2 separate regions of the Homo sapiens genome follow, and region 2 is linked to region 1. A link is an interaction called in ENCODE POLR2A ChIA-PET data of the cell type or tissue named here. Cell type or tissue: HCT116. All regions are shown on one strand. Each heading gives the region's core, and the rest is flanking DNA. Links, peaks and the distances in the headings are about the cores only.

The links. Peaks named below come from ENCODE experiments on the same cell type or tissue, not always from the same donor. Only the 100,000 strongest peaks of a DNase experiment are listed, where the experiment ranks them.
Region 2: POLR2A ChIA-PET joins it to region 1 with 6 read pairs; 3 of 35 experiments call an interaction of 5 or more read pairs at or near these places.

What each region holds. Positions count from the first base shown.
Region 1 is chr7:41,305,887-41,322,305 of GRCh38, reverse strand. No RefSeq gene overlaps it. Among named protein-coding and RNA genes, the nearest start is that of LINC01449, 210 kb to the right of the region's middle. In HCT116, for the core only: a CTCF peak has its summit at 6,348 (motif pointing left); no DNase peak of the experiment used is centred there.
Region 2 is chr7:41,358,963-41,375,381 of GRCh38, reverse strand. No RefSeq gene overlaps it. Among named protein-coding and RNA genes, the nearest start is that of LINC01449, 270 kb to the right of the region's middle. In HCT116, for the core only: no CTCF peak of the experiment used is centred there; a DNase peak (open chromatin) is centred at 6,962.

The DNA.
Region 1 (16,419 bases), core at 4,228-12,227:
TTACAGCAACTCAGACTTCCACATAGCAGAGCATGGGGGTGTCTTTGCCCCACATCCTCATCCACACGTTGTAATACCAAACTCTTAGATGTTTGCAAATCAGATAGGTAAGAACTGATATATTGTTATTGTTTTACTTTGCAGTTACCTAATTTACTTTTTCCATCTGGATTGCTAATTATCACACTATCATTTACTAAATCTCTCATTCTTCCCACAATGATTTGTAATGTCACTACTCTCAAAAACCAAGTTTCCATATATTGGGAGGCCTATTTCCTAGCTTTCTATTCTTTCAATTAGTCTGTTTATTACCACACAATCTTAATAAAGGTCTTGTTTTCTGCATAGTGAGTCCTCTATTATTGTTATTATTTTTAAAAATCTTCTAAAGTATTCTTGGCCCTCTATCCTTCAATATAAATTTGAGATTAAGCTTGTCAAAGCTATTTTAAATGCTTATCTGAATTTTTATTATAATGGAGTCTACTGTCTATTAATTTAGAGACAAATTTATGACATTGAGTCTTCTTATTCATGAACATGGTGTATTACTCAATTTATACTCTTTTGTTAGTTTCATAACAAAGTATCTACTATGTATCTATTCCATATTTGTCTTGCGTATCTTTTGTTAGTATTCTTTAGTTAGTCTTGTTAGTATTTAGTTAGGTATTTCTGCATACCTTATACATTTTGTGGCTATTTTCAAATAGCAACTTTTATAAATAACCATTTCTAGTTGGTTGTTATTGGCATCTGTGAAAGCTATTGATTTTTGTATTCTAATAATATACACCAAAAGCTTACTGAAGTTTCTTATGAGTTTTAATAATATATTTGTAGGGCCGGGTGCAGTGGCTCACACCTGTAATCCCAGCAATTTGGGAGGCCACGGCAAGTGGACCACGAGGTCAGGAGTTTGAGACCAGCCTGGCCAACACGGTGAAACCCCATCTCTACTAAAGATACAAAAAGTTAGCCAGGCGTGGTGGCGTATGCCTGTAATCCCAGCTACTTGGGAGGCTGAGGCAGGAGAATCACTTGAAACCAGGAGGCGGAGGTTGCAGTGAGCCGAGATCACACCACCGCACTCCAGCCTGGGCAACAGGGTGAGACTCTGTCTCTCTCTCTCTCTCTCTCTGTCTCTCTGTCTCTCTCTCTCTCTCTCTCTCTCTCTCTCTCTCTCTATATATATATATATATATATATATATATATATAAAATATATAAACATATATATATGTAGATTATTCTTTCCATCTTGAATGATTTTCTTAGTGAAGTAATTTACAATGCAATTACAGAATGCAGAATGCAGAGAGAGAGAGAACCAGACAACAGGAAAGGGCTTGGAGCACAAAAGTCAGACAGACCTGAATTCAAATCCTGGCCAGGCCTACATCTGATTAGCCATGCATCTTTAAATACATTGATTGACCTCTCTGCAGCTCAGTTTTCTTACGCATAAAATGGGGCTAAACTATGTTTATATTATAACATAGTTTAACTGTCATCTTTTATAAGATAAACCTTATCTTATAAGGTTTCTGTGACTCTTAAATTAACTATTAATAATAATATTAACATTAATAACACCAAAAATACTTACTCTGTGCCAAGGTCTCTGCCAAATAGTATAGAGGCTGGCACATTGAAGGTGCTCTACCTAACATCTCTCTCTCTCTCTTTCTTCATACACACAAACACAAACACACACCCCTTGTGCTAGGGAAATGTGCTAGAGGAAAATACAAATATCAAATATCACCTCTCAGGGTTTGGTGGCTGCTGGGATGGCGAATACTCAGAAAATTATTCACACTTAAAATTTCTAATCTTATCTTAACTTTGCCTGGCTCCAGTTATAATGTGAGAGCTCTGAAAATTTCCAGCAAAAACTCACCAAATTTTTAATCCATCTCCACCCCCAGCTTACCAAGAGCAGCCTCAAGACCCTCTTTTGTACTTGTAGGGGCCGTTCAGCCATCACACCCTATTGAACACATCTGAACTGCATCTTAAGATTTTTATTAAGCGTATGTAGGAATACACAAAATGCAAAAATTAGCTGGGCATGGTGGCATGTGCCTGTAGTCCCAGCTACTCGGGAGGCTGAGGCAGGAGAATCGCTTGAACCAGGGAGGTGGAGATTGCAGTGAGCTGAGACTGCGCCACTGCACTACAGCCTGGGTGACTGAGTGAGACTTGGTCTCAAAAAAAAAAAAAAAGAAAAGGACCAATAGAAAGAATAGAAAGCCAGGAAATAGGCCTCCTTATATATAGAAACTTCGTTTTTGAGAAATGTGAGATTACAAATCAAATCTCTGGGTATAAGATGAAAACTGTTCAGTGGAACTAAGTCTCAGCATTGACCTAAGCAGCTTGCAGTTCAGCTGTGGAGGGGCCCCTAACTTCACATCAAGTATTGGGTGAGTAAGGAGTTACAAATGAGACAGGGGAAAGGTTAATAAGAAAACAAATTTCTTAATTTCAGAAGGAATGTCAAACATCTAAGTTTGGAAGAGGACAAATAATTGCAAAATGCCAATAGTGTATTCATAGGACATTACAGTAATAATGACCATGCAGAGAGTAAAACCAACCAACTATGACTTCCACTTCCATCTGGGTGGATGTTTTAGGAGCGTGGTGAACATTTGTTGTTTTTCTCCCAAGTATCATTCTTTTAGCAGGCAACAGCTCTGGTCTTGGCTTGGGGATTCCTCTTCCTCACTCTGCCCATGTTGCCTGCTGAAGGCTTCAGTTGGGGTGAAAGGCAGAACTCATAACTGGAATGACCCTGGCCAAAGAGACTATTAGGATGAGCACAAAACTAGCTTAACACCTTCGAAGTGAGTCTTACAACTTTGTTGTAAAGACCCAGAAGGTTGTCTCTCTTCTTTTTAACTCAAAGTTATGAGAACGTGAGCTCTGGGTGACTGCAATACTATGCCACTGGATTTGTTTCTTGAGGCCGCTATTTAAAAAAAATCCTAAAAACTTGGTAACTTGAAACAATAGAAATCTACTCTCTCACAGTTCTGGAGGCCAGAAATCCCTTATCAGGGTGTCAGTAAGCTCCCACCAGAGGATCTAGGGAAAGTGCTTTCCTTGCCTCATTCAACTTCCTGGCTGGTGACTGCATCACTCACATCCCTGCCTCCATCTTCACAAGGTCTTCTCTTCTTCCATCTGTGTCCTCTCCCTTCCTGTCTCTCTTTATTTTTTTTTTTCCTGAGATGGAGTCTCGCTCTGTCACTGAGGCTGGAGTGCAGTGGTGCTGAGAGGTGAAGACAGCTGGGCTTCTGGGTAGGGTGGGGACTTGGAGAACTTTTCTGTCTAGCTAGAGGATTATAAACACACCAATCAGCACTCTGTGTCTAGCTAAAGGATTGTAAATACACCAATCAGCACTGTGTAAAAACACACCAATCAGCACCCTGTGTCTACCTAAAGGATTGTAAATGCACCAATCAGCACTCTGTAACAACGTACCAATCAGCACTCTGTGTCTAGCTAAAGGATTGTTTATACCAATCAGCACTCTGAAAATGGACCAATCAGCACTCTGGAAAATGGACCTATCAGCACTCTGTAAAATGGACCAATCAGCACTCTGTAAAATGGACCAATCAGCAGAATGTGGGCTGGCCAAATAAGGGAATAAACGCTGGCCACGGGAGTCAACAGCAGCAACCTGCTTGGGTCCCCTTCCATGCTGTGGTAGCTTTGTTCTTTCGCTCTTCACAATAAATCTTGCTGCTGCTCACTCTTTGGGTCTGCATTACCTTTATGAGCTTTAACACTTCACTGCAAAGGTCTGTGGCTTCACTCCTGAAGTCAGTGAGACCACGAACCTACCTGGAGGAACAAACAACTCTGGATGCGCTGCCTTTAAGAGCTGTAACACTCACTGTGAAGGTCTGGTGGCTTCTCTCCTGAAGTCACCGGAAGGAAGAAACTCTGGACACATCTGAACATCTGAAGGAACAAACTCCAGACACACCATCTTTAAGAACTGTAACACTCACCACGAGGGTCCACGGCTTCATTATTGAAGTCAGCGAGACCAAGAACCCACCGGGAGGAACCAATCCCTGACACAGTGTGATCTCAGCTCACTGCAAGCTCCACCTCCCGGGTTCCCGGTATTCTCCTGCCTCAGTCTCCCGAGTAGCGGGGACTACAGGCACCCACCACCATGCCCAGCTACTTTTTTGTATTTTTAGTAGAGACAGAGTTTCACCGTAGGCAGGATGGGCTCCATCTCCTGACCTCATGATCCGCCCGCCTCGGGCTACCAAAGTGCTGGGATTACAGGCGTGAGCCACCATGCTTGGCCTCCTGTCTTTGCTATCTCCTATAAGAATGAACCGTCACTGGATTTAGGGCCCACCTGGGTAATATAGAATAATTCCATGTCAAGGCCGGGTGTGATGGTTCACGTCTGTAATCCCAGCACTTTGGGTGGCCGAGGCAGGCGGATGACCTGAGGTCAGCAAGACACCGTCTCAAAAAAAAAAAAAAATTCCATGTTAAGATCCTTCACTTAATTACGTCTTTTCCAAATAATATACCATTCACAAATCCCAGGGATTTGGATGTGATATATCTTTCTGGGTGCCACCATTCCATCCGCCACAAAGGGAGAGTTTGTTCTGAAAATGCAGCCAACCCAGAGGAAGCAGGGCCAAGAGATGGAGAGAGAAATCTTGGGGCTGGTTACTCCCATGAGGCCCTGCACCAAGCTGTGCCTAAAATCAGCCCTAGCCCTGGGGTGTCCTGTATGTGAGCCAGAGGGTTTTATCACTGTTTCCTTAAGCTGGCTTGAATTGGGTTTTCTGTTATTCACACCCCAAAGAGTCCTCACAAAGATGCCTGGGCAAAAAGAATACTTTCCATCAGGAGACTCGTCCTTGATCTTTCAAGCAGAAGGAATAGCTGCAGGATTCTATGCAATTTGAGAGAATTCAGGAATTTTCCCTTCGATGACACAGTCTGAAGGTGCCCCCTTCTTCTCTTGTACTGTAGGCTGTGTGGATGTGCACACCCCAAGAATGAGCCACTCTCTCTCCTACTGAGGAGGGCCACAGGGGCTTCCGTGGGGTTGACCTGGGGTAGGATGGAAAGTTACAACTGGGTATTGAAAAAAGAGATTTTCTGATCTCAAGAAGAGGCAATATGGGATAGTGAGAAGGCAACGGTTTTGGAGTCAAACAAACGTGAAATGGAATCCAGCCCTGTTGGCTGCTAGCTGGGTGGTGTAGCAAAGCAGAAGTTACTTAACCTTTCTGAGCCTCAGATTCCAGAAGCTCAAAATGCACCCTAACTGCATCTTACCTGCATTATATGGTGATTGCATCCTATAGTGATGCATCACTAACACTCTTCACTGCCTCAGATGGCAATTGTGAGGATGAAAAACACAAGTATAGCAGAAAGAGGATGTCCCATATATTCTCCAGGCCATGTGACTGCTGACCCAATGTGTCCTGAGGGAGAAGCAGCACAGGTGAAGATGGAGATACAGATACTGAATGGGGACTAGTGTTTCTTGAGTACTCTCGAGGCACCAGGCTGTGTGGGTCTCTTTCCTTTAATGCTCTGAAGTAGGAGGTAATCGCTGCATGGCACAGATCAGAATCCTGAAGCTGCCAGGATTATGTAACTTCCCCAGTTCACACGGGTAGTGAGTGTCCGGGCTGGAATTTGAACTCAGGTTGGTCTGACTTCAAAGACCACGCTGTTTATGCTACTCCACCCTCTCATATAACGAGGGAGGAGGATAGTGAGGGCAGGAAAAATAATCCTAACACCAAACAGAGAAACAAAACACTTACAATGCTTACTGTGAGCCAGGAGCTCTGCTGAATGCTTTTGTGAAATTGCCTTTAAATATTTATAAAAATAGTCAATGTTTATTGAATGCATACTGTATGTCAGGCTGTGATGAAAGGGCTTCATATGCAATATTTTGTTTAAACCTCACACCAATCCTTTGAAGAGTATCGTGGTGTTATTATCACTGCTGTTTTTATTATTAGTAATAGTAGTTCCATGTTACAGGTGAAGAAAAGGTGGCCCAGAAGGGGTTAAATGGCTTGCAGAAGCTAGCAAGGAGGATATGGACCCAGGTGGGCAGCTTCAGAACTGTACCTTGTAGGTGCAGGACACTTTGTAGATGTTGAGGGTCCCTGGACCCCACACATTCTAGCAACGTCCACACTACGGGGCAGGCATCATGCACAGATTGAGGGATTAGTATGATCATACCACCCCCTCCCCAGCCTGCCCCATGCAGCACCTTCCAGGCAGCCTGCCCAGGAGCTCTGCACAGCGCCCTCAGCTGGCCAGGGGCATCTGCACACAGAGCAGCTCTGAAGGTGGGGTTGTGGGGGACAGGTCTTCTCTTCTGAGGTTTGTCGGGAGGGATGGACCATCTTTACCCCTTAAAGAGTTAAGAATGTAAGAAGGGAGGTAAAACAACCTCATCTGTAAGGACTGGGGTGGTTTTTGTTGTTGTTGTTCTAACACTGGCACATACAAAATGTTCAGCCAGTAAGTCCATTTCAAAACACAGGGGTCCTGTGTGATTTTCAGGAAAAAAAAAAAAAAAAGGCTATTAACACCTTTGAAGTTGCCAAGCTTCCAGACCCCACACTGTATCTTTCTTGAATATTATTTTAAACCATTCAAACAAAACATTTATTCAGAATTTACAAAAATAATTCGAGCAAGACAGCTGAGCTTAAAAAAAAAAGACGCCAACAGTGATTTCCCTCAGCCTCAGTTTCCCCCCATTTATACAGCAGGCAAATACTACTGACTTCAGCCAGCTGTTGTGAGGAATAATGGAGAAGATACTTACAAAAAATTTAGAGATGTCCCCGGCACAGTGACTCAGTCGTTGTTACTGTTAGTTTTATTATGCTTATCTAGATAATGATCATAATTTTGATATTAGGACAAATCATGCACTGGACAAAATGTTATCCCAATATGAGGGCTGATCTTGTTCATTTGTCCTGCTGAATCCATGCTTTATCGGTGTCCACCTCATCTGACTTAATGGTCACCACGCAGGGATGGCGACTGGAACTTAAGAGACTCACCCTCTGTGGCACGAGCACCATGTGTCACATGGTTTGCTGGCAGGGTGAGGTTTGCACAACGGCTTTTGACAGGCGGCTTTCGTTCTTCTCCTTTAAGCTCTATACTTGATGCTATTGGACTTGTAAATAAATCACATTTTATTGAGATCCTTTTTAGAGAGTCTTAGAAAGGCTCTCAAAACAAATCTCATGGCCGGGCACGGTGGCTCCTACCTGTAATCCCAGCACTTTGGAAGGCGAGGTGGGCAGATCACAAAGTCAAGAGTTCAAGACCAGCCTGGCCAACATGGTGAAACTCCGTCTCTACTAAAAATACGAAACATTAGCCGGGTGTAGTGGCGTGGTTGTAATCCCCGCTACTCGGGAGGGTGAGACAGGAGAATTGTTTGAACCCAGAAGGCGGAGGTTGCAGTTAGCTGAGATTGTGCCACTGCACTCCAGCCTGAGCGACAAATGAATAACGTCTTATAGGATAAGGATATGATTTAAACTGACATAAAGAGTATCATTTTTTTGGCCAGGCATGGTGGTTCATGCCTGTAATCACAGCACTTTGGGAGGCCGAGGCAGGAGGATCACTGGAGCCCAGGAGTTCCAGACCAACCTGGGAAACATGGCAAGACCCTGCCTTTACAAAAATACAACAACAACAAAAAAGACTAGGCAGGTATGGTGGTGCACATCTGTAGTCCCAGCTACTTAGGAGGCTGAGGTGGGAGGATTGCTTGAGTCCAGGAGGTAGAGGTTGTGGTGAGTTGCAATTGCACCACTGCACTCCAGCCTGGATGACAGAGCAAGACCCTGTCTCAAAAAAAAAGTGTCATTTTTCCATCTTGCTTAAATGAAGTCTAAATTTCTAAAATAACAATAATAGAAATAATAAGGATTTAAAAGTTATCAAACTCTTATTATTTCTAATGTGTACATGTAGATCATAATTTTCCAAAGCTATATAAATGTTTTGGTCAAATGGTATGCTGAGTAACTAGTTATCAAGTGAGACATTTTAGTTTACGTTGATAAACACAAATATTAGAGATAATCTGAATCAGACTGATGGTCCAGTTCTTAAAACAATCCAGTTTCAGTTTTTAAAATGATTAATAGTTGGATTTGATGACTCAAGGGCTGTTTGTAAATTGGCCTAAGAGAAGCCTCCTTTTGGTGGAAGGGGAGAAATGGGTGCAGGCCCCTGTGAACTCATGATATGACCTTGGGCATATCACTACTACACTTTTCCAATCTTAGGAGCCTGAGACATGTCATCATGCAAGTGAACCACTGATGTCAACCTTTAGGATCTAATTTGATTCTCAGATTGTAGATGTGATTCCTCAGAATGACTTGACCATCAACCTACAAGCAGCCTGTGAAATAGAGGAAGACTTTCTTTCTATGTGTCTGTGCTATTCGCAGTTGTGTACTTTATACTATCCTTTCATTAAGAACTGCAATTTTAAGAATTCAAGAGGAGAATCCTCTTTTGTGGGGAGAGAGATTTGTCATCATTCTTTCCTATAAAGTCTTCACAGGACAGTGTTCAGTGTTTCGCCAAATAAACGTTAGAGTCTGGTAATGGTGATCACTTTGTGATACACCTTATCTGCGAAAACTTCTCCCTTACTCACACAGCTTGTTCTCATGAATATGTACACTTCCTGATGTTCCTTTTCAAGTCACAGCACATCATATTTCTATTTCTAGAAAGCTCTACCTAAGACACCATCATTTCTTGTTTAATTGGCTACTTTTAAATTTCCAATGTGGTCTTGCCTTATATATAGCCTCTTTCACAATTATTTCTAGGGTGAGTCAGGATTCCATAATAGATTGCTGGAAACATCTGGGCCTTCACAGAGGAAAGATTTCTAGAATGGGAAGGGAGAAGTATGGTGGCATAGCTCTCAAGCATCAGTATCATGTATGTAAAAGGCCAGTTTGGAAAACATGGCTAAGGTGATAAATGTAGCTTTTCCCTGAGAGGTAAAGAAATGCAGATGGCATTCAAAGGCGATGGTAGAGGAAATACATGGAGATCGGTCAAGTCTCTATAATTGTATGTGCCACCAGGGAGTCACATAGCAGGCAGGAGACAGCAGGGAGAAAATCCATATAGCAATATTTTTAAGCCAACTTAGTCTTATTTTAGATCAAATTTGGATACTTCAGTTAAAAAGACAATGTTTCTGGTGGGATATGCCTTCTTCCCTTACCATAAAATTCCTTTATTATTCTCTGTTGCCTTGCCTCTTCCCCAATGCACACATTTAAATTTCCTGCCTGGCCCCATTAGGATTTGGGTTTGCAGACCCCTTGAACTGATTCCTGAAATTAGATGAGAAAATGACCTTACAAAATAATTCCACTTATTCTCTTCAACCATAGAATGTTAATCAGATTTTTTTTTTAAAACGAATGACTATTCAAGAACTGACTTTCATGCTATGCCTCAAATCTATGGCTCAGAATCCATAAGAAAGCTTTGGAAATACTGCAGAGAGTAATGTTGAGCTGTGTACGTCCCTTTTCTTATGGGGCCAGAGACCGAGGACTTTAAAACAGCTTCAGTGATTTAGCTTGTCCCAGCAAGACACAGTTGGAGGTGCTGCAAAGATGTTTGAAAATGTTGTCTCCCTGGCAGAAGCAGCAGCGGAGGCTGAGGGATGATGCTGGTCCTCCTAAGGGTTCCCTCCTGGAACTCACAGGGTGGGAAGAGGCTATAAAGCGTTGTTTGATCTGGCACTGGGCATTATGTTATCATCACAGGTTGAGCTTGCCAAGACCGTCACAGGCTCTGCATTGAAATACTGGCCTATACATAAGGCCTTATGCCTGGGTTTGTGCTGCCCTAGATCCCGGCCCTTTTCATGCAAAACCATTTGCAAATTCACCTAGCTGCATGGCGTCACAAGCTAGACAGACGTGCTTGGAATAACTGCAGAAGTCATTCCAGGTAACACCATCGGACACAATCCAGGTCTTCATTGCACCCTTCTTCACCTTTGGAGTCTCTCAAATATTTATAATTTATGGTGGCTGATTTCTCTAAGTCAGAATATACCTGCAAGACCAATGGAAGAAAGCAGCAGGCGGCCCAAGCCACCCCAGGGAGGGGTTAAATCCATGCTCTATGCTGTGCCATGCTGAGCACTCTGTGAGCAGATTCCCTGCCTGTCCTCACACTCTCTTCTTTTACTGCTCTCTCTGACGGACTTGTTAGGTTCTAGCCACACTACAATGTAGGAGGTCGCCACATGAGTTATGCTTTGCCTTTGTATATACCGTCCTCTTTTACTAGTCCTGTAGGACCAAACACAGGTCCACCTCTTCCAGGAAGGCTTCCTGATTTCCCCCATCCTACGCTGAATTTCACACTCCTCATCTCTGCTCCTTACTGGTACCCTCTCTGCTCCTTACTGGTACCCTGTGTAATTTCTATCACTTCTACTTATATCATAGTTACCAGTGTGTGTCTATCTTTTTCACAATTATGACCCCATTTAGTATAGGAGTTGTCTTGTTCATTTTTCTGCCTCAGTGCCTTGTGCAGGGTACATAGTTAGCACTGAATGAATGAATGAGGGGGAAAAGAGTGAGAAGAGGATTTGAGAACAAACATGTAGCCATCATCTGGCACGTGCGAGAAACTGTCAGATGTGTTATGTCATTTAATCCTCAGGAAAATATGCAAAGTGGGCATAATTATCCAAATTCATCAAGTGAGAAAAATGAGGCTCACAGAGGAGAAATACCTTTATATCTGAGAAATATCTTCAGGTCCTATAATTGATAAATGACAGCAGCAATTTTTGAACCCTAGCCTTCATGACTTTGAAGGCTGTGCTCTCTTCATTGTATCCTGACCGGCTCCCTAATGGCCACCATCTGAAGTGCCCAGGCCAAGGGTGCCACGGTTGGGTTGGGGAGGCCAGTGCTGCAGGCTGACCTGGTACATAATAAGACCCTTTTTGGATAGTGTCTTTTGACTACCTGTGTTTGACCATGCGTGAATGCTGCTGTGAGAAATAGCATACTCAATCGCCATTCTCCCTGGAAGAATTGCCCAGGAAGGAGTCAAGGTTTCCTCTTAACCCTTGTATGACCTCAGGGTTATTGCCTCACAATTTTTTTATAACTCTGCTTCCTACAGATAGCATTTAGCTTTTATAAAACCCACCCAATTCGTTATCTGCTCACATTTCTCCAGATGTTTCACCTCCCACTCCTGTCTTTCTTAATGACTCTAGGGGTTGATTACCAGCAGGGTTTAAGCTGTCAAATTATTCTTGGCTCTATTCCATTTAAAAACATTTTTTAAAAAATCCATCTTCAAAGTTCAATTCTAAATCCTCACCAATGGATCAATAATCTAATTTTGAATTTTAATCAAATCACTGTCCTAGAGCTGGACACATAGAGAATATTTTATTTTTCTGTGATTCACACTCACCCTGAAGATTTTGTGTTGACTTTGCTTCTGGGTTCATACTCCTCCTCCCTGCTTCTCATACAGAACCAGAGATCTGGAAAAGCAAGAGGAGGCTGTGACCGCCTAAGGACTCCGCACCAGGGAGGGTCTTCCTCTGTCAGCTTAGACCTTTTTAATGGGGGAGAGAAAAGGATATCTCTGGGATTCTGGAGTTTCAGCAAACGTATTCCTGCTGATCTTTGGAGAGTAGAGCATGAAGGCCAATATCTTTATTCATGCAACAGATTTAATGGGGCTGGCAGTCTTCTTTTTCTAGATGCCACCATGTATTTACATAGCACACAGAAACATGCAGGGGGAACACAGCCTTGGAGCTCCCAGAATCCTCACAATGACCCCACTGAGTCCTGGAGGCTGCTGCGCACCCCCAGTTGGTCCCTACCTGAAACTTTCCCTTCAGCTGGGGCAAGATGAGATCATCTGGGGGCGAATCCTGACTTTAATTCCAACATCCACTTTTCCTAGCACAGAACTGATTGTGGGAAATAAAAGGTCCTCCTTTCTCTCAACTTGGATTTTGATTATCTCTGAGGTTCTGGGTCTTTTTTGAGAGGGAGTGGGTTTCTTGATTCGGAGTAGCAGTAAGGGGGCATAAGGGGACACTGAAGCAAATTTCACTTCTGAGGCCTCAAGAAAGTGCTCTAATTGGTCCTTTGTTAAATACTATGGGGGATATGCAATTTCTTCCTCCATTCTGGGACTCAGAGTCTTGGAATTACACCTACCGTACCCCAACACAGCATTACTTAAAGTATTTTTTAAAAAGCGATAATCAAATATTTATATTGCACTTAACATTTTGCAAAGGATATTTTCATTTAATATTTCTTGTGTGCAACTGGAAAATCTCTGCACTGAGTGAGAGGGAGGGCTGTAACGTATGATGAAGCTGTATGATGATGCTGTGCCTTATGTTTCCTTTCGAATATTGTTACACATTTTCACGGAAGACCATCATAGGAACCATGTATTCATAGAGCAAGAAGTGGTTTTCAGAAATCCAACTAAACGACTTTTTTTTTAAGACCTTGCAACTTCATCTCATACTTGAAGTCTTGCCATCCACACACTCCACTGGAAGGTTGAAATGATCCAAATGATATCAATTATTTTATTTTTAACCTACAGTCAACAATTATTAATGCTTTTCATACACAGCAGCTGCATATACACAGGCACACACATTGCGATAATATGCTTCTTAGACTTAGTTTTATGAGATTGAAATCTTTCTATTTTTGATAAAGGAGATAGAATAAGTATATACACACATGAGATGAGATTTAAAAAACATTTTAAAATTGTTTTTCAGCAAAGGATTGTAATGAAAGCTTTCTAAGGACAACTTCACTGTATATAAGACAGTTTTAGGCTCATGTTTTAAAATATACTACAGTGCTTTGGCAGAACAGCCATGTTTGTCAAAAAGGTATTTTTTATGTCAACAGTGCCTCATAGGCTGATAGGTTTTTTATACATTAATTTTTTAATCCAAATATTCAAATCCAAATATTGAATATACTTAATTGGGTTTGACTATATCTGTTTATTTGGCCAGAATGTTATCAGAGTAGATGAAACCAGATAAAACTGCTAGTCTAGGAGCACAGCTTGTCACCCCTGCTCACTTTCTTTAGTCTCTATCCAATAAGCTAGAGCACACCAGCATTTCTTGCTTGGTTAAATTATACATTTCACGAATACCCCTAGTCAAATGTTATTCTCACGTTCTCAATAGAAACATTCAATATTAAAAATCATGTATGTATACAAACTACAGACTGGGTGACTTAAACAACAGACCTTTATTTGTTCACAGTTCTAGAGGCCAAGAGTCTTAGATCAAGGTATCAGGAGAGGTGGTTTCTTCTGAAGCCTCTCTCCTTGGCTTGTGCATGGCCGTCTTCTCTCTGTGTCTTTACATGGTCTTCTCTTTGTGTATATATGTGTCCAAATTTTCTTTTCCTATAAGCACGACAGTCATACTGGATCAGGTCCCTCCCTACAGAACTCATTTTAGTTTAATTATCTCTTTAAAGATCCTGTCTCTAAATACAGTCACATTCTGAGTACCAGCGTTTGGAGCTTCAACATACAAATTATTAGGTGTCCCTTTGCACAGAGACGCGTTTTTATTCCAAGTTGCCTATGCATTCTCCAAATACCCAGGTTATTAATTACTTGGCCAAAAGGCCCCAGTTAAGTAGGGTGGTATAAAATCAATGGTCACATTGGCTATTTGGTGTCTTACAGACTACACTGTGGAGTCTTATGCCCCCAACCCCACCACCTGCCAAAGCATTCCATCCAAGAGGGAAGAGTTTAGGTTCATTTAATCATGCCTATGGCAAAGAGAGACAAGCTCTTGAAAGTCAAAATAAACTTGGCCTTTCATCTCTCAAGGGTGGGCCCCTGGCTCCCAGCTTCCCTGATAGAAATGTAATCTTAAGATGACCCTCTCTTGCCAAACCCAACAGCTTGCTAATTCCCACAGCCTTTAGGGAACTTTTCATGGTGGTAAGATAGCAACTAAGTTCCAAGCAAGAGTGAAAATAATTAACTGAATTGTGTAACTCAGTCCTAGTAGAAAGAGTTTGGGGTACTTCTAAATAAGTCTTTGAAAATTCTCTTTTGGGGCATTAATACCGTGAAAACAATCTACTTGTTGCCTTCTCCACTATATCAAGTTTCTGAAGGGTGGGAATTTTGGCCTTTTTTTGTTTTTCTTTTATGCTTTTGTTTTTTTAGTAAATATAGGGTCACACTCTTTCGTGTTCATACTAAATACACTAAAGAGAGTGTTTTTTTTACACTTACGATCTATGCCACATACTAAACAGACACATTCCTTTTGCTAATACTTATCTTTTTTGTATCCACCTTACCTAGCATAGGCATTATCTTAGATTTATTTAACTCTAATTATCTCATTCATTTCCCACATATGATAGATGCCAATCTTATTTGTTTATTGCCCATTGACTTAAAAATGTCATATTATGAATCTCAAGATTAAAAAATCTTTTTTATGGCACTATGATGATGACGGTTGAAGCTGCATCATGGCACAAGGGGTTCATTATACCATTCTCTCTATTTTTGTGTACATTTGGAAATTTGAACGATAAAATGTTTACTAAATAATACAATAGCAAAGTATATCTTTGAGCACAGTCTAATTTGTTTTAATTTTTTAAATATCCAGTTTATGTTGAACATTTCTAATTTTCCCTCAGGCTTCATTATTAAATTTTGGAGTGAAACGTAATTCAAATTACTTATTTAGTACCAGCAGACTTCCTTTTTTTATAAGAAGTTTATAAATTTATTTTACTTTATTGTTGAGACAGGGTCTCACTCCCTCATCCAGGCTGGAGTGCAATGGCACAATCTCTGCTCACTGCAACCTCTGCCTCCTGGGGTCAAGTGATCCTCCTGCCTCAGCCTCCTAAGTAGCTGGGATTACAGGTGCATACCTCCAAGCCTGGCTAATTTTTATATTTTTAGTAGAGACAGAGTTTCCCCATGTTGGCAAGGCTGGTCTCAAACTCCCGGCCTCAAGTGATCTGCCCACCTTGGCCTCCCAAAGTGCTGGGATTACAGGCATGAGCCACTGTGCAAGGCTTTAAAAGAAGTTTTGATAGACTAACAGTGTTAGTGGACATGGAGGTATGCTTTCCCACAAAGTTTTGCTAAGTAACTTTAGGGAATAAACTATTATCCCTGATTTCTAAGCAACCATGTTCAGTAGGGACAGTGAGGGTGTGAAAAGAGACACATATCTGGACCCATGTTAAGATGCAAGCAGTAGAAAACAAAGACAGACTGCAACAAGCATGTGCCACAACTCCCCACCCTCTCTCCAACCCCCTAGGACTGGAGAAGCCAGCCAGAAGGAATAAAATATCTAGATCTGCTCTTGAAGGGATGGGAGAACCCAGCGATGTTTTCAGTGGTCTGGTGAAACATCTTGAACTGCTTCTTAAATCTTTAGGACTTGGCAAAATACAAAACACATTTTGCCAGGCACTTTTTCTCTTAATTTTTAAGCCCCTGTGTATTTCAAGGGAAATTAAATCCTTATGTTTCTGATTCATTTACACTTAACTCATCAAAAATGCTATTTTATAAGAGTTATTTGATGTCTAAAATGCGGTATGAGTATTTTGTATGTCTTTTTTTTTTTTCAAACCATGAAGTTGCTTTTTGCCAGCAGTAAATAGAACTTCAACCACTGAAGACTTAATCTCAGTTTTTAACTAAGGACCCACCAAATTCAAATGTCTTTCAACTTCCTCAAGCATTTTCTCTTGCTGCTACATGAGCGTACATGGTTTGTCAAAGAGGGCTATAACCATCCGTTCAAGAACCACACAAGGAATAAGACAGCCTTCCTTGAAATGGCAATGTTATTTTTTAGTTAAAGGTCATCTCTTCCACAAGATCTTTCACAACCTTCTTCCAACAAGTCAGTATTATTTTCGTATTCTTAGAACTTTTGGTATCCGCATTTGCTGTAGCACTAATTGAACACTTGATTGCAGTGATTTATGTGTGGACTTGTCTTCTCTCACATACCATTTGTTATGATATTTTGTGGCAAAAACCAAAAACCAACTTTCACAAATAAAATGAAATAGGGATTTATTGAAGGTATTTTGGGTGGCAACAGAATGAATGGAAGGTTAGAGAACCAGGACCAGAACCTGGGCAATTCCAGGCATCCAGACACTACCATAAGAAATGATTGGCTCCAACTGTTCTTTTCCATTCTTATACTGTTGGCCTCAAGATATAGAAAAAGGAGGGTCTGAT
Region 2 (16,419 bases), core at 3,762-11,761, 54 kb before region 1:
ATCCCACCTCAATTTTGATAACGAGATGCTGCTGACACCCCTCTCCTTCAGCCTTGAAACTCATTCTGCTTTTACAAAAAATGCCAAAGGTCTTAGTTTAAATAAGTTTAGATGTGAAGGGAGACTGTGTTCTTAAATAAAAACCTTCTTATTTATGCTGACTTTCTTAATTAAGGGCAGAATCCCTGCAACAACACATAGATATTTTTTCCCCTAGAAAAAGACTCCAGCTAATATTTTGAGTTCATAAAGCACATGTTTTTAAATAAAGCCTATTTACTTTATGATCACATCTTTTACATACACATTTCTTGCACTCTGTTCATAGAGACAGGTATAAAGGCAGGCATGGCCCTTTTTATTCTGTGAGGAAAAGCACTTTTGAACATTTTTTTTTAAATTAAAAAAAATCCCCAGAGACTTTAAACTGCATTCATGAATTGCATACTCCATTATGTTGTTCTTCAATTACAGAGTGCCATGGCCTCCCTCACTATATGGCCCTCAAGGAGAATCTCGGCATATCTGAACATGTACTACTGCACAGACTATGTATGCTGTTGCCCATATCTATATATGTGCCACTTTATCTCTATCTTTAGCTCTGTATCTATACATCCGAAACATTTTTATGTAGGACAGGCCCTGCCTTAGCAGGCTTTCTGTGGAATGAGTGGCTTCCTCTCTGTGTATGTTAACAAAAGATCTCTGTTCCCAAACAAGAAGGCCTCTCAATCCACCTGAGAAGGCACTTGGAGAGTGTCCAGGGCTGACACTTGACCCTCATTCCTTGGAGGTGCAGGGCAGCATGCACCGTGCCACCTGGCCCCCTGACACCCTTGCCATTTATGCTTCATCAGCCCCCGGCCTGATAAATGAGTTTGCTTAGAGGAATGCAAAGGACCCTCCTGTGTCTGTGCCCACCGTCCACATCCTCCCAGACTAAATATGCTTGGTATGGTGGGGAGAGCCAGACTGCCTCCACTACACCCTTTGTTGACTCATGAAGAGGCTCTGCTCTCTGCAGTGACCTCGTGATGCCCAGAAGCCTTCCAAGCACCCTGGACACCTGTTCCTTGCAAGGGAATCTCTCAGAGGCATGGCCTGCGTCAAGAGGGCATAGACTCAACAGAGTCCCCAGTGATAACCTTGGCCAACTCCATTCTATCTAAAGAGCTAGAGATACCACCAGATGCTGAATGGAAAACAACTGCAGTTGCACAGAAATTATGGATCAGAGATCACTACAAACACACACACAGATAGACTTTAAAAAAAAAACACACGTACACACAAATGCTAAAAATCTAAGGGATTTTATATTTAGCCTCAAATAGAGCAGCTCAGTTGCCTGTTCTTAAATCCATTCTACTGAGGAATTGAGTTCTTTCATACACGGACGGTGGGAACATAATTCCGGCACCCTATCTAGGCAGCCATTTAACAATACTTTGCAAAACCTGAAATGTGTCTGTGTTTTGACCCACTTATTCCACTTTCAGAAATCTACCTTGTAGAATTCTTATACATGTACCTGAAAATGTGTGTTTAAGTGCATCTTTTGGTACTTTGTATGGAGTGGCCAAAAATAAGTAACAACTAAATATCCATTAACTAGGGGCTTCTAAAATAAAGCATGAAGGCTGGGCACAGTGGCTTACGCCAGTAATCCCAAAACTCTGGGAGGCCAAGGCAGGTGGATCACCTGAGGTCAGGCGTTTGAGACCAGCTTTACCAATATGATGAAACCCTGTCCCTACTAAAAATACAAAAATTAGCCATACGTGGTGGCAGGTGCCTGTAGTCCCAGCTACTCGGGAGGCTGAGACAGGAGAATTGTTTGAACCCGGGAGGTGGAAGTTGCAGTAATCCGAGATCTTGCCACTACACTCTAGCTTGGGAGACAGAGCGAGACTCTGTCTCAATAATAGTAATAATATTAATAAAATAAAACAAAGCATGACATATTATTTAGCACTATGTACTGACAAAAAAGGTTGCCAATGTACCCTATGAAGTAAAACAAATAGCTCACAAAACAATACAGTTATATAATATGATTCCATTATATAGCAAACACACAAAAACTGATGTGTTTATGAAATCACACACAGAAACCCACACGTGCATACTAATTAGAGGGATGTACCAAGCCTGTTTTGAGAGGCTACCTATGGGAAGTGAAGTGGAATTGGGAGAAGTGGAGGAAAACTTTCAACCTTTATGCAATACATTTCTATTACATTTGAATTTTTATAATCAATTCCAATTCATGTTCATGGACTGATTTCACTGAAAAAAATAGAAGCATCTGCTCCTATCATGCATTTAAAGATTAGTGAGACTATCAGCAGGCAGCAAAACAGGTACAAAGCAAAGGAGATTTCTACACTACGAACATCTATGTCTCTGTAGAAGGGCAGTAGTTGTGATGTGCTTTGTGGACCCCATATACTGTAAGTGCATTTTTTTTTGCATCCTGAAATTTTCTTCTTTTCTTTTTTGGCATTTACAAATATATTGTAAATGTTTTGAGAATGGGAATTTCTACTGCTCTTTGATTTTCAAATTACTGAAAATCAGAGAATTCTAAGTAGAGGCCATATCTGGTATGAATCTTGAAAAATGAGAAAGCGTTTGTTAGTTGAAAACCAAAATTGTATTCCAGGCAGAGGAACTGCAAAGCATATTCGTAGCCATATTAACAGATGCCACGATACAAGCCCCCTGGTACTGACAAGAATGAGATGGTTCCCAGACCCCATGGAGCCCCAGAACTAAGAAGCAGCCCCAGAATCTGCATTGAGTCCACCCCAAAGCCACGCCCCTTAGAACGAGCCATGTTCAGAGAGCAGTGGTGTCTTTGCCTGATTAGAATATAAAAGTGTGTGAGGTCAGTGAGCAAAGGAGATGGTAAAAATTTGGTTAGGGAGAGAATGTGAGAGGCTTCCTGTGATTCCAGCTTTTAAAGAGCTGGATGTTTTCCTGTCACACTGAAAGAAGTGCTGAGGGTTTTTAGCTTGCAAGTGAAAAGAACAAATGTGATTTGTACTTACACCTCCCAATCTGTTTTCTCATTCATAAAATACGCTGTATCTAGGCCCTGGGTGGAGACTGCAGGGATAAGCTGGACTTCCGAGCCCAAGACACTCTGGTGTCTTCCTTGTATACTTGGAAATCATTTAAATTCTTTACTTAGAATAACAGTCTTACACAACATGCAGTTTCTCATAACTGTAATCAATGATTTTCTACACTTGGAATCCATTTTACTATTCTTCAAAATTATTTAAATTTGGCTTTCCTTAGATCCGAATTTCCTGCTTGTCACTGATTTCATCAAGCTTGACTTCCATCCTGAGTCCTTTAAAACTCCTCTTCCCCTTGGGCGGATTGAATTACTAACATGTCTAATAAGCACATTTCAGTACGAAACTTCCAATTATTTGATGTAAACATTGTTTATGTATACAGACCTAATAATTTTCTAGGCAGATATCTGGTTAAGGCCAATGGTATGCCAGAAAAATGTTTAACAGCTGACTCTCCAGGAAAAATAAAAGAAAGAAAGAAAAGGCCTGATGTGATGCATTGGCCCATTTCTCCGGTGTAAATATTCCCACTGTGGCCAATTTTAAATTGCCAATATAATATCAGTGAATGCAGAGTTGGAAAGAAATGGGCACAATCAGTTCTCCTGAACTGCTATGAGCCAGTTCCAGACTCCACTGGATGACCTTTGCCAGCATTTGAGCTCAACTAGTCTATGCAGGAAAGCTCTACTCACTTCAGTCTCATCCAATTTTTCACTACTTTCATGTTTATTGAGCACCTTCTATGCATCAAGCACTGTTTTAGAAAGTAAAACTTTATCAGTAAAACAGATAAAGTTCTTACTCTCATGGAAATTATATTCTAATGGCAGGAGATAAAACAAAAGCACAACAACAACAATGACAACAACAAAAAAACTAAAACAAAGAAATAAATAGCTGGCAAAAAAGTCATAAAGAAATATAAAGAATGGGAACAGGGATAGATATTCTGGTTGGGGAAAGTCAAGGTCAAGGAGGAATCATCTGTTTTTCACAGAGGAGTCAGGCAAGGACCACAAAATGAAGAAAGAAAAATAAGAAAGTCAGACAGAAATCCTGGGCAAGAGCTTTCCAGGCCAAAAAACCAGCATGTGCAAAGGCTCTGAGGTGAGGGACTGTGCTTGGCATGCTAGGGGAACAGCATGGAGGCTGGTAGAATGCAAGCAAAGTGATTTCCAAACCTCCCCATCTGGAAATCCATTGACATTTCCTCTACAAATTTGTTCTTCATTTCCTTTTTTCCTTTCCAACAACATCAAAAATAAATTTACTTGGAGAATTGACATTATTACTTTTTATTTTCCTTAGAAAGGAAATGAAATATAGAGAGATTAAATCAAAAGCCTAATTATGGATCCAAAGTTATGATTGGTCTCTGTTTTATATACACTGCAACAAAACTTGGGCCAGGCAAGTTCCCGCCTGCCTTGACCATTTACTGGATCCAGTAACCACATAAGGGCTGCTTCATGTGTTTGCTGCAACATCTGCAGCTCTCCAGAACAGAAACATGTTCTCCTGCCTCCATCAGTAGACTGCCCTTAAATTGTGTGATGTGGTTTCCATTAAAAAGCCATTTCTTCTGTGGTGAAATTAGAATGTCATTTATTTATTTTCTAATTTATCGGACAAATATTTATTGAACAAAAGCTATGCTGTAAACAATATTCAAGGAATTAAAGATCCAGCAATGGACAAAATGCACTTGCTTGCCATCCTAATGGGGGTCAGAATTCAGCAGAACAAGTAAACATGCAACAAATATTTGCATTTCTGGCAATTCTGGAAATCTTACTGTAAGGTAAGTATTATAAAAAGATAATACATATTAGAACAAAATGTTGTTGATGAGTGAGAAATTAATACATGTCAGACAAAAAAAGTTTTAAATGTAGAAAATGCTTTGGGAGACAAAATACAATGAGTTAGAATCCAGGGGTAGCCTCCTGGGGCCAAAACTTGATATTCTGGAGTTTGATAATAAGGGGCATTGCCACTAATGTCACAGGGAAGGTGAGGACAAGAATTCACCTGGGAAGAGTGACAACCTCAGAATCTGAATCCAAGTGGAATTTAGGGCTGTAATTTGAGTGGAAGCGGGAGTGACTAGCGTGGCTACCGACCGCATTTGCAGAGCACCTCAACGAGATGCAGAAGGTGTCAGTTACTCTTATCAAAAAATGTTGAGGATGCTGAGAAACCAGCAACCCCCCACCCCCTGGTCCCTCCTCACCTTGGACTAACCAAGGATAGCCTTCTTTCAAGGGTAGTTGGGGTACTTTGAAATCCCTGGTGGTGACCTTGCTTCTAATCATCCCCACAGTGGGTGACCAGTGGATATCCTGAGATGAAAGAGTAACCCCTCTCACAAGGGGATTCTGGAGAGGCTAGCCTCCCGAATCAGACCTGACCCCATTTCTGGCCCCTCTGAGCAGGGCCTGAACCTGGGGGGTGATTGTGGATGAGGAACGAAAAGCTGTGTCATGGTTTGGAATTCAGACTGAGGAGAGTAGAGAGACACATGGTTGATGTGTCAACCGTCAACCTATGTCTCTGTACACACCCAGCAGGCCCTGGCCGAGTGGGCTGGATCCCTTCTGGAGGGCAGTCCAGCCTGGAGAGCTCCCAACACTGAGAGGAAGCACTGCCACTCCCCAGATGCGGCAGGGACAGAGTGGAGATGAGTGAGGAGTGGGTGGCGTGGGGGATCCTGTAGACGCCGGACCTCCTGTTAATAAGGGTCACAGGAGGAGTGAGGTGAGGGCAGGGTGCTCAGGAGTTGCCACCCTTGCTGGATGGGGTGCAGAGTTGCATCTCCTACTACAGTGGACATCCTGTGATGTAAGCCAACAACCTGATTGGAAAGAATCCAAACTATGAAATCTGTCTTTTAAACTTACTATGAGATCTGAAGAGCTTTTTAAGCTGCTAAACATGGGGCTAATCAAGGTATATTTTGACTTAGTTTTATGGCATTATTGATTTTGTATAAAGGAAAGAAGGGAGGGAGGGAGGGAGGAAAGACAAGGGAGAGAGAGAGAAAGAAAAAAGAAAGAAAGAGAAAGAAGAAAAGAAGAAAAAGAAAGAGAAAGAAGAAAAGAAGAAAAAGAAAGAGAAAGAAGAAGGAAAAAAGAGAAAGAGATAGAGAAAGAAAAAGAAAGAAAGAAAAAGAAAGAAAAAAGAAAAAAGAAAGAAAGGAAGGAAGGAAAAGAAAGAAAGAAAGAAAGAAAGAAAGAAAGAAAGAAAGAAAGAAAGAAAGAAAGAAAAAGAAAGGAAGGAAGGAAGGAAGGAAGGAAGAAAGAAAAAGAAAGAAAGAAAGAAAGAAAGAAAGAAAGAAAGAAAGAAAAAGAAAGGAAGGAAGGAAGGAAGGAAGGAAGGAAGAAAGAAAGAAAGAAAGAAAGAAAGAAAGAAAGAAAGAAAGAAAAGAAAGAGAGAGAAAGAAAGAAAGAAAGAAAAGAAAGAAAGAGAGAAAGAAGGGAAAGAAAAGCTTACATGTATGCAGCCTGAGACTCTTGTAATCGGAAGTGTGGGATGTAAGAATGCTTCCTTGCCAAAAAAGAAACACTGTTGAAATGATACAGAGTGAATAAACCACAGCCCCCATTTAACAGCACTGTGGGACACTGTCAGGCCACACACACAGAAGGCAGACTCTCTGGACAATGCTAAAGGAAGTGGAGAATTGGAAATTCTCAGAAAATAGATAGAGACAGAATTGGGAAGGGTGGGAATTTGAGAAAGGATATTTCAAATAATCTTAACTCGTCTGAACCAGACGGAATAGTCTTACTTCTATAACACAGCAACTTGAGACAAAGCACATGTCTACACCACAACAAACATTTTGGTAGGGAATAAACCAGGGCACATGTCCCGGGAAGCATGTTAATGAAACCTGTGCTCTTGCATTGAGCATGCAGGACGCTCTTCCGTCAGCCATCCTCAAGCTGGTGGACAGGTTCAGTAACGGCACCCAAAGTCTTCTAGGTGTTTCTCAGGGCAGGAAAACCCCTGGCAAACTGTGTGATGCGATCCTATTTTAAACTAACTGGTTTGAGACAGTCTTTGGCAAACCCAACACTTCCTTAGCCAAGGTCCCAGTCTAGCAGATGGAGTCTGTTCCCCAGGCCGGCGACATGAACTTGGCCTAAGCCCTGTGGAGAGATGCTACAGACAGAGGCTGAAGGACATATTTTTATACCAAGGGCTGGATGTGATCAATTAAGAATCAAAGTGGCACATCGAGGCCTGGAGAAAGAAAAGCAAAGCTTTTTAGAGGGAACCACTTAGTTTTTACCAGTCTGTAGCTTTGTGAGCCCTGGGAGCCAACACCATGGGCCACGTTCTCATCAAAGGGTGTGCGGGCAGCAGGGACAGGGTTGGGGGGCTGCCCTCAGGTGGCTTCGTGGGCCCTACACATTGCCTTCAGGACCAGGGAGAAAACATCAGAAGTCTCCTGGTGAGGACATGGGAGATGCCCCTCAGATTCCTGGAAGCAACTAAGAGTGGGAGAGAAGAAATGACATGTCAGGGGACGGAGGGCAAAGGAGATGGAGTTATAATTCTGTGAGATTTTGTTATTAGAGTTCATATGACTTTGTCATAATTATAAACTGCAGAGGCCTAAAGGAATCTGGACCACACATGGATCTGGTAGAGCTGTGCAGTATGGTGAGTGAGAAGAGTGCAATAATTATCTTTTTGTGGATTATTACTATGTGTCAGATCTGATGCTAAGAGCATGTGAGCATGATTTTACTTGAACCTCATAGCAACTTGATGAGATAAGTACTATTAATTTCCATCCCCATTTTAAAATAAGATACAGAGAGGCGTGGAAATTTGTTCAAGGTCACACAGGTCACCTGGCTTCTCTTTTAGTGGTTAGACAAGGACCATCTTGCAAAGAGGTATAGCTGTGGGGCCCAGAGCCAGACTTTTTGCAAAGGAACCCTGGATTCACTCACTTGCTAGTTGTTTGTTTTGTTAATTTAATGCAATAAACCTAGAACAGAGCCTGGCACATGGCAAGTGATAAATAAATGTTGGCTATTGACTAGTTGTTGATTTATCACATCCATCACCAGAAGCCTCATAGGGAGGAGCTGGAGCTTGAAATTCAGTCTGCGTCCATAGCCTGAGTTGTTAACTCGAGCTCTTGATTTTGTTTTGCTTTGTTTTCCATTTATTATTTTTTTATTTATTTTTAATTTTTAATTTTACTATAAGTTCTGGGATACATGTGCCAAACGTGCAGGTTTGTTACACAGGTATACATGTGTCGTGGTGGTTTGCTGCACCTATCAACCCGTCATCTAGGTTTTAAGCCCCACATGCATTAGGTATTTCTCCTAATGCTCTCCCTCCCCTTCCCCCCAACCCCCCAACAGACCCTGGTGTGTGATGTTCCCTTCCCTATGTCCATGTGTTCTCATTGTTCAGCCCCCACTTATGAGAACATGCAGTGTTTGGTTTTCTGTTCCTGTGTTAGTTTGCTGAGAATGATGGCTTCCAGCTTCATCCATGTCCCTGCAAAGGACATGATCTCATTCTTTTTTGTGGCTGCATAGTATTCCATAGTGTATATGTGCTACATTTTCTTTATTCAGTCTATCATTTATGGGCATTTGAGTTGGTTCCAAGTGTTTGCTATTACAAATAGTGCTGCAATAAACATATATGTGCATATGTTTATAGTAGAATGCTTTATAATCCTTCGGGTATATACCCAGTAATGGGATCACAGGGTCAAATGGTATTTCTGGTTCTAGATCCTTGAGAAATTGCCACATTGTCTTCCACAATGGTTGAATTAATTTACACTCCCACCAACAGTGTAAAAGCATTCCTATTTCTCCATAGCCTCGCCAGCATCTATTGTTTCCTGACTTTTTAATGGTTTTTTTTTTAATTATACTTTAAGTTCTGGGATACATGTGCAGAATGTGCAGGTTTGTTGCATAGGTATACACATGCCATGGCGGTTTGCTGTACCAATCAACCCATCATCTACATTAGGTATTCCTCCTAATGCTATCCCTCCCCTAGCCCCCTACCCCGCAACAGGCCCCAGTGTGTGATGTTCCCCTCTCTGTGTCCATGTGTTCTCATTGTTCAATTCCCACTTATGAGTGAGAACATGCGGTGTTTGGTTTTCTGTTCCTGTGTGTGTTTGCTGAGAATGATGGTTTCCAGCTCTATCCATGTCCCTGCAAAAGACATGAACTCATCCTTTTTTGTGGCTCCATAGTATTCCATGGTGTATATGTGCCACATTTTCTTTTATTTATTTATTTATTTATTTTTGAGACAGAGTCTCACTCTGTCACCATGCTGGAGTGCAGTGGCTTGATCTCAGCTCACTACAGTCTCCGACTCCTGGGTTCAAGTGATTCTTCTGCCTCAGCCTCCTGAGTAGCTGGGATTACAGGTACCCACCACCACACCCAGCCAATTTTTGTTTTTTTAGTAGAGACAGGGTTTCACCATGTTGGTCAGGCTGGTCTCGAACTCCTGACCTCTTGATCTGCCCACGTCTGCTCCCAAAATTCTGAGATTACAGGAGTGAGCCACTGCACCTGTGCAGGCACCTTGCTACAATAAACATAAGTGTGCATGTGTCTTTATAGTAGAATGATTTATAATCCTTTGGGTATATACTCAGTAATAGGATTGCTGGGTCAAATGGTATTTCTAGTTCTAAATCCTTGAGGAATCATCACACTGTCTTCCATAATGGTTGAACTAATTTATACTCCCACCAACAGTGTAAAAGCGTTCCTATTTCTCCATATCCTCTCCAGCATCTGTTGTTTCCTGACTTTTTAATGATCGCCATTCTAACTGGCATGAGATGGTATCTCATTGTGGTTTTTATTTGCATTTCTCTAATGCCCAGTGATGCTTTTTTTCATAGGTTTCTTGGCCACATAAATGTCTTCTTTTGAGAAGTGTCTGTTCATGTCCTTTGCCCACTTTTTGATAGGGTTGTTTGTTTTTTTCTCATAAATTCGTTTAAGTTCCTTGTAGATTCTGGATATTAGCCCTTTGTCAGATGGATAGATTGCAAAAATGTTCTCCCATTCTGTAGGTTGCCTGTTCACTCTGATGATAATTTCTTTTGCTGTGCAGAAACTCTTTAGTTTAATTAGATCCCATTTGTCAGTTTTGGCTTTTGTTGCCATTGCTTTTGGTGTTTTAGTCATGAAGTCTTTGCCCAAGCCTATGTTCTGTATGGATTCCTGACTTTTTAATAATTGCCATTCTGACTGGTGTGAGACGGTATCTCATTGTGGTTTTGATTTGCATTTCTCTAATGATCAGTGATGATGAGCTTTTTTTCTTATGTTTGTGGGCCACATAAATGTCTTCTTTTGAGAACTGTCTGTTCATATCTTTTGCCCACTTTTTGATGGGATTGTTTTTTCCTTGTAAATTTGTTTAAGCTCCTTGCAGATTCTGGATATTAGAACTTTGTCAGATGGGTAGATTGCAAAAATGTTCTCCCATTCTGTAGGTTGCCTGTTCACTCTGATGATAGTTTCTTTTGCTGTGCGGAAGCTCTTTAGTTTAACTAGATCCCATTTGTCAATTTTGTAAGCCCTAATTTTGGTAGCCAGTGTCCACGCTGTGTCAACCCCTGGCTGTTCCAGCACAGGGTTTTCAAGCTAGACTAGTGATTTTATCAACAATTGGTATGTTTCCTTCCTACCTTTTTCTCTAGGAACTTTTTACAATCCCAATCTTAACGGTTAAATGGTAGACTGCAGAAATATTTAGTGGCTGGATAGTTTTTTTGTTGTTATTCCATATTTTAGGGCAGCTTTCTGGTCTCATAGCTGCCTGTCTTTTTGATTGTTTGTTTTGTTTTGTTTTGTCTTGTCTTGTTTCAGTTTTCTTTATAGAACTGCTCAAAATAGAAGTATTTTGATTTATTTCTTCAAGTTTCATGATATTAGAAGGGATCTCTGGAAATATCCCTCACTAAACTCTTCCATACAGAATTCTTTCTTTCTCTATTTTTTGAGACAGAGTCTCACTTTGGCACCCAGGCTGGAGTGCAGTGATGTGACCTCAGCTCACTAAAACCTCTGCCTCCTAGGCTCAAGCAATCCTCCTGCCTCAGCCTCCAGAGTGTCTGGGACTACAGGTGCATGCCACCATGCTCAGCTAATTTTTAAATTGTTGGTAGAGACAAGATCTCACTATAATGCCCAGGTGGGTCTTGAACTCCTGGGCTGAAGCAATCTTTCTACCTTGGGCTCCCAAAATGCTAAGATTGCAGGCATGAGCCACTGCACCTGGCCTCCAAACTCTTGATCTCATCTAGCCAGTTCTCAGTCATTTCCTAACACTTGACATGTAATCTACTTAAATATAAAGAGGCTGCTTTTTTGGCATTCAGATTTATCTGTAAGAATGGAATCTTCAGTTCTTTAGCATTTGACACAACACCATATGCCTTTTCTAGAATTTCCTAGCATTCAACTGCTGTTCAGTTGCTGTCTTTCCCATGAGCTAAGTGTTAGGCTTGAAATAATAGATTTGCTAATAATTCTGCTTCTTTTTTCTCGTATGAAAACAGTACCATTTTGCAGTAATTTTTCTGAGCTTGTGAGTATCTGAGATGAAAATGCTGGAATGTGATTTATATTTTCTGGGTAAAGTTAACACTAGCCACTTCCTGACCTCTCTTGAAAACAAGCTGCTACCAACAGTGGCTGTTTATAAGGAAAATTGGTGTCAACCATTATAATTTGAGACCTTTCTGGAATACTTGGTGTTTGTAATGAAATTTTCATGTGTTTCAGAGCTTGATTTGTCAACTTATTTCTTATCACTAGCTTTTAAAAATCTTTAACTCATACATAATATATTTTAGACACAAGTAATTAACCAAACTTATCTTTCATTTTCTTGTTTTTGGACTACTTCTTATGTTATGCATTTTCTAGATATGGCCAAGACTGAAAATATATATCTAAATTAACTTAAAAGAATTTTATTGGCCAGGCATGGTGGCTCATGCCTGTAATCCCAGCACTTTGGAAGGCCAAGGTGGGTGGATCACTTGGTCAAGAATTCAAGACCAGCCTGGCCAACATGGTGAAACCCTGTCTCTACTAAAAATATAAAAATTAGCCAGGTGTGGTGGCACTTGCCTGTAATCCCAGCTACTCAGGTGGCTGAGGCATGAGAATTGCTTTAACCTGGGAGGTTGCAGTGATTTGAGATCATGCCACCACACTTCAGCCTGGGTGACAGAGCAAGATTCTGTCTCAAAAACAAAAACAAAAACAAAAAACATACAATGTTTTGATTTCAATTTTTTTATATAAGTTCTAATGATATTGCCAACAGGAATGGTCCCTTTAATGACTAACATATTATAAAAAATTGCAGGTTTTATTGTGGCAAGCCTATACATTTTGCAACATCAATGATATTTCTAATGGTCTTAATTCAAATAAGGCCTTCACAGCTTAGGACAAACCAACAAAAATTTAGTATTTTCTGAGTGTCACCTTGTAAGAGGCACTTCCAGATGTACATAGACCCTACTTAAGCACATTTATTTCTACAAGGATGAAATCCCCAAGGTTTCACTGATGCTCCCATTATGGAATCAGAATAATTATTATAAATTTTGGTTAGGTTGGCATACCTCTTCGCCTTTCCCGAGCAAGGGGCTAGTAACTTGGAATTTAGACTAAAGTAAACAGAAACATACCATGGAATGAAATAAATACAATGAACACCAGAAAAAGCCTGTTCACCGACCCAGAGAAGCAACATGAAACCTCACCTCTCCCAAGCATAGTATCACCTGTGTGAGTGTGACTGTGGGTTGAATTGTGCTCCCCAAAATGATATGTTGAAGTTCTAGTGCTTGGTATGTGTGAATGTGACCTTATTTGGAAACAGAGTTGGTGCAGATGTAATCAAGTTGAGATGAGGTCATGCTGGATTAGTATGGACATCGAATCCAATGACCAGTGTCTTTGTAGAAGAGGAGGGACACACATAGACACAAGGGAAGAAAGCCACATGACAATGGAGGCAGAGGTTGCAATGAAGCAGCTACAGGCCAAAGAATGCCAAGGATTGCCACCAACCACCAGAAGCCATGCAGAGGCAAGTGTGGATTCTTCCCTAGAGCCCGCAGTGGGGGCATGACCCTACTTATCACTTGATTTCAGACCTCTCGCCTCCAGAACTGAGACAGAATACATTTCTGTTGCTGTAAGCCACCCAAATTGTGGTACGTTGTTATGGCAGCCCCAGGAAACCAATGCAGGGGTGAAATCCAAATGTTCATTTTCACTGTAATTTAGAAGAAATTGATATAAAAACCCATCCCAGATAAGTGTTACTGTTGCAATGCCTCGCTGTAAAAAACACAAATGTTTTCTGTAATGTTTCTGTTTTCTGTAACTGCACACACACACAAAATGAACTAATTTAAAAGTATTACAAACAATGCAGGGAAATAATCTGCCAGAGGAGGAGTGAGTGGACATGGCAGAGTGGAGCATTAGAACCTCAAGAATTTGAGATAAATGAAAGAGACCATTAAATAAGTAGGTTTTTAAATGATATAAGAAATATGAGGAAAAGATGTGACACTATGAGAAAAGAAAAGAGGGAAGAAAATAGAATTTCTATACCCTACAGAAAATAAAAAGCAAAATGAAAATAAAGCAGAATAAAAATTCTAATGACTGAAATAAAAAACTTAGAGGGCAAGTAAAATAGCAGATTAATTGTAGTTAAAGAGATATATGATCTGAGGAAATTATAATAGTGACTAATCATTGGGTGTTAAGAATATCTTTTTCTTTTTCTACATATCTTTAAAAGGTATCTTAAATATTTATTCCCTACAATAATTACATAATAATAAGAAAACGTATGTCATCTATATTGACCTTGCTTCTACTCCGTTTTAAAGTGGAAGGAATTCCTGGACAGAATTCCAGTTAATTTTGCTCTTGTGGGTTGAAGCTGATGGATCCTGGATGGTAAGCTCCTGCCCTAGATAACAGTGTGCCATGCTTCCTTTGACAGCTGCAAATGCATGAGTTTAAAGGCAACACAGAAGAAAACCTCCCTTTCTCAGTGCTAATATGAAGCTACAATATGAAAGCAATAGGCCTCAAAATTCAACAACACGTGATCCAATAAAACACTGATCAGACACCTAACATCCAATAAAACATTGATCAGACATCTAACACTATATAAAAGGTGTTATAATAATGGCCTATGGGCGGTGGCTCACGCCTGTAATCCCAGCACTTTGGGAGGCCGAGGCAGGCAGATCATGAGGTCAAGAAATCGAGACCATCCTGGCCAACATGGTGAAACCCTGTCTCTACTAAAAATACAAATACTAGCTGAGCATGGTGGTGCGTGCTTGTAGTCCCAGCTACTTGGGAGGCTGAGGCATGAGAATCACTTGAACCTGGAAGGCGGAGGTTGCAGTGAGCCAAGATCACACCACTGCACTCCAGCCTGGCAACAGAGTGAGACTCCATCTCAAAAAAAAAAAAAAAAAAAAAAAAAAAAAAAGGAAGGATTATGGCGAATTCTGGTTTCAGATGATCTAAACTGAAAGGCACCCAGGAGTCAGAGATGACCGCATTATGAGTTCTCTCTGGGCTCAACAACAGCAAGTCCACAGTGATAAATCATTCCAAGAAGTGTAAGAAGTTTTAAGTAAAGGGAAGAGACTAAGTTTGTCACCAGTGGAAAGATCAGGTGTGGAAGAGCTGGCTGTGCACTTAATACAGAAATTCTTTTCTTCCATTTTCTCTCTTATTCCTCTTTTAAGTCACACAATTCATTTACATGTATTATTAAAACATTAAGTAACTGTACAGTTTGGACATAGATTTGCCAAGAAGACAGTGATTTAATGACTAAAGTTAAAAAAACACTAATTTAATGCTATTCCTCAAAATTTACAGAGTATTATTTTAATGGAACTAAAATACTGGTAACTGTATTTGTAAGTATATACACCCATAAAATCATATAAATATGAGTGGCCAATTGAATCTAAAGTTAAACTTGAATAATAATAAAGCACAAATAACTTCTGTTGTTAGTTTTTAAGGAATAATGTGGTGAGGATTCCCTAGGAAGTATTATAATTGATGAAAAGGATATATATGCATATCTTGATCTTAGTATAAATTACAGGAAGGATCACCAATCAAAGAGAGAAAGGTGGATAATTTAATAATCATGTGAGCCAAAAGAGTGATTTTGGGAAGAAGCAGAAATAAGATTATCCTCTTACATATCAAGGCAAAATATATTCCAAATAGATTAACGGTTTAGTTTAACAATGACGAAAGCCTAGAAGAAAATATAGACTAATCTGAAAATACCATTTTTGATCATTAACGAAGCTCTTCGAATACAATTTCTTGTGCAGAGCAGGGATCGAGAAGATAAGAAGTATTGAAATCAAGAAAAGAGTTTAAGATAAAGAAATATAGCAAAGGGCTGAATGTGCAATACCTCAAATTTGATATTAATTTAATCTGATTCCAAAATTAAACTTCGGATGATTTTTGAAGTTACACATGGTATAGCAAAACAAAATAATTTAAAAGCCAAAGAAAGAGTAAAGAAAAAATAATGACAGTTTAAATTGGATTTGGTAGGGTTAACAGTGCAATAAATTAATGTTGTCTGCTTTGATACACTTTCTAAGAGTGTCAGTGTGACTATAAGGTTCTCAGAAGCAAGAAGAAAGGCTGAATATGGTCATCCATGGAATTTCCATGAATTTATTTTTATTATTCTTAAATCTAGAATTTTCCTATAGATCATAAATGACTGAAGGGTATAATGACCACAGTTTTAATAGCAGTCACAATTGTAATAGTAACAACAATTACCAAGCTAGCCATGTTATATTTGTAAAGAATCATAATATTCAAACACAATGGATACTCTAATAAGTGGATATTAAATTATCAAGGTGTACACAAATTCTGGAACAAATTTTGGTAGCCTGTAAGAACTTTGAATAAGTTCATATTGGGACCCAGAATTCCACTCCTAGGAAACAATCATAAGAAATAAATTATAGATATAAACAAAGATTTATGTTTGGGGTAAATTACAATGTTATTTATACTTGCAAGAAATTGCAAGAAAGTACATGTTCAATAAAGAAATAATGTCTTTTGTTGTTGTTATTTTGTTTTGTTTTTTGAGACAGAGTCTCACTGTGTTGCCCAGGCTGGAGTGCAGTGGTGCGATCTTGCTCACTGCAACCTCCACCTCCCAAATTCAAGCAATTCTCCTG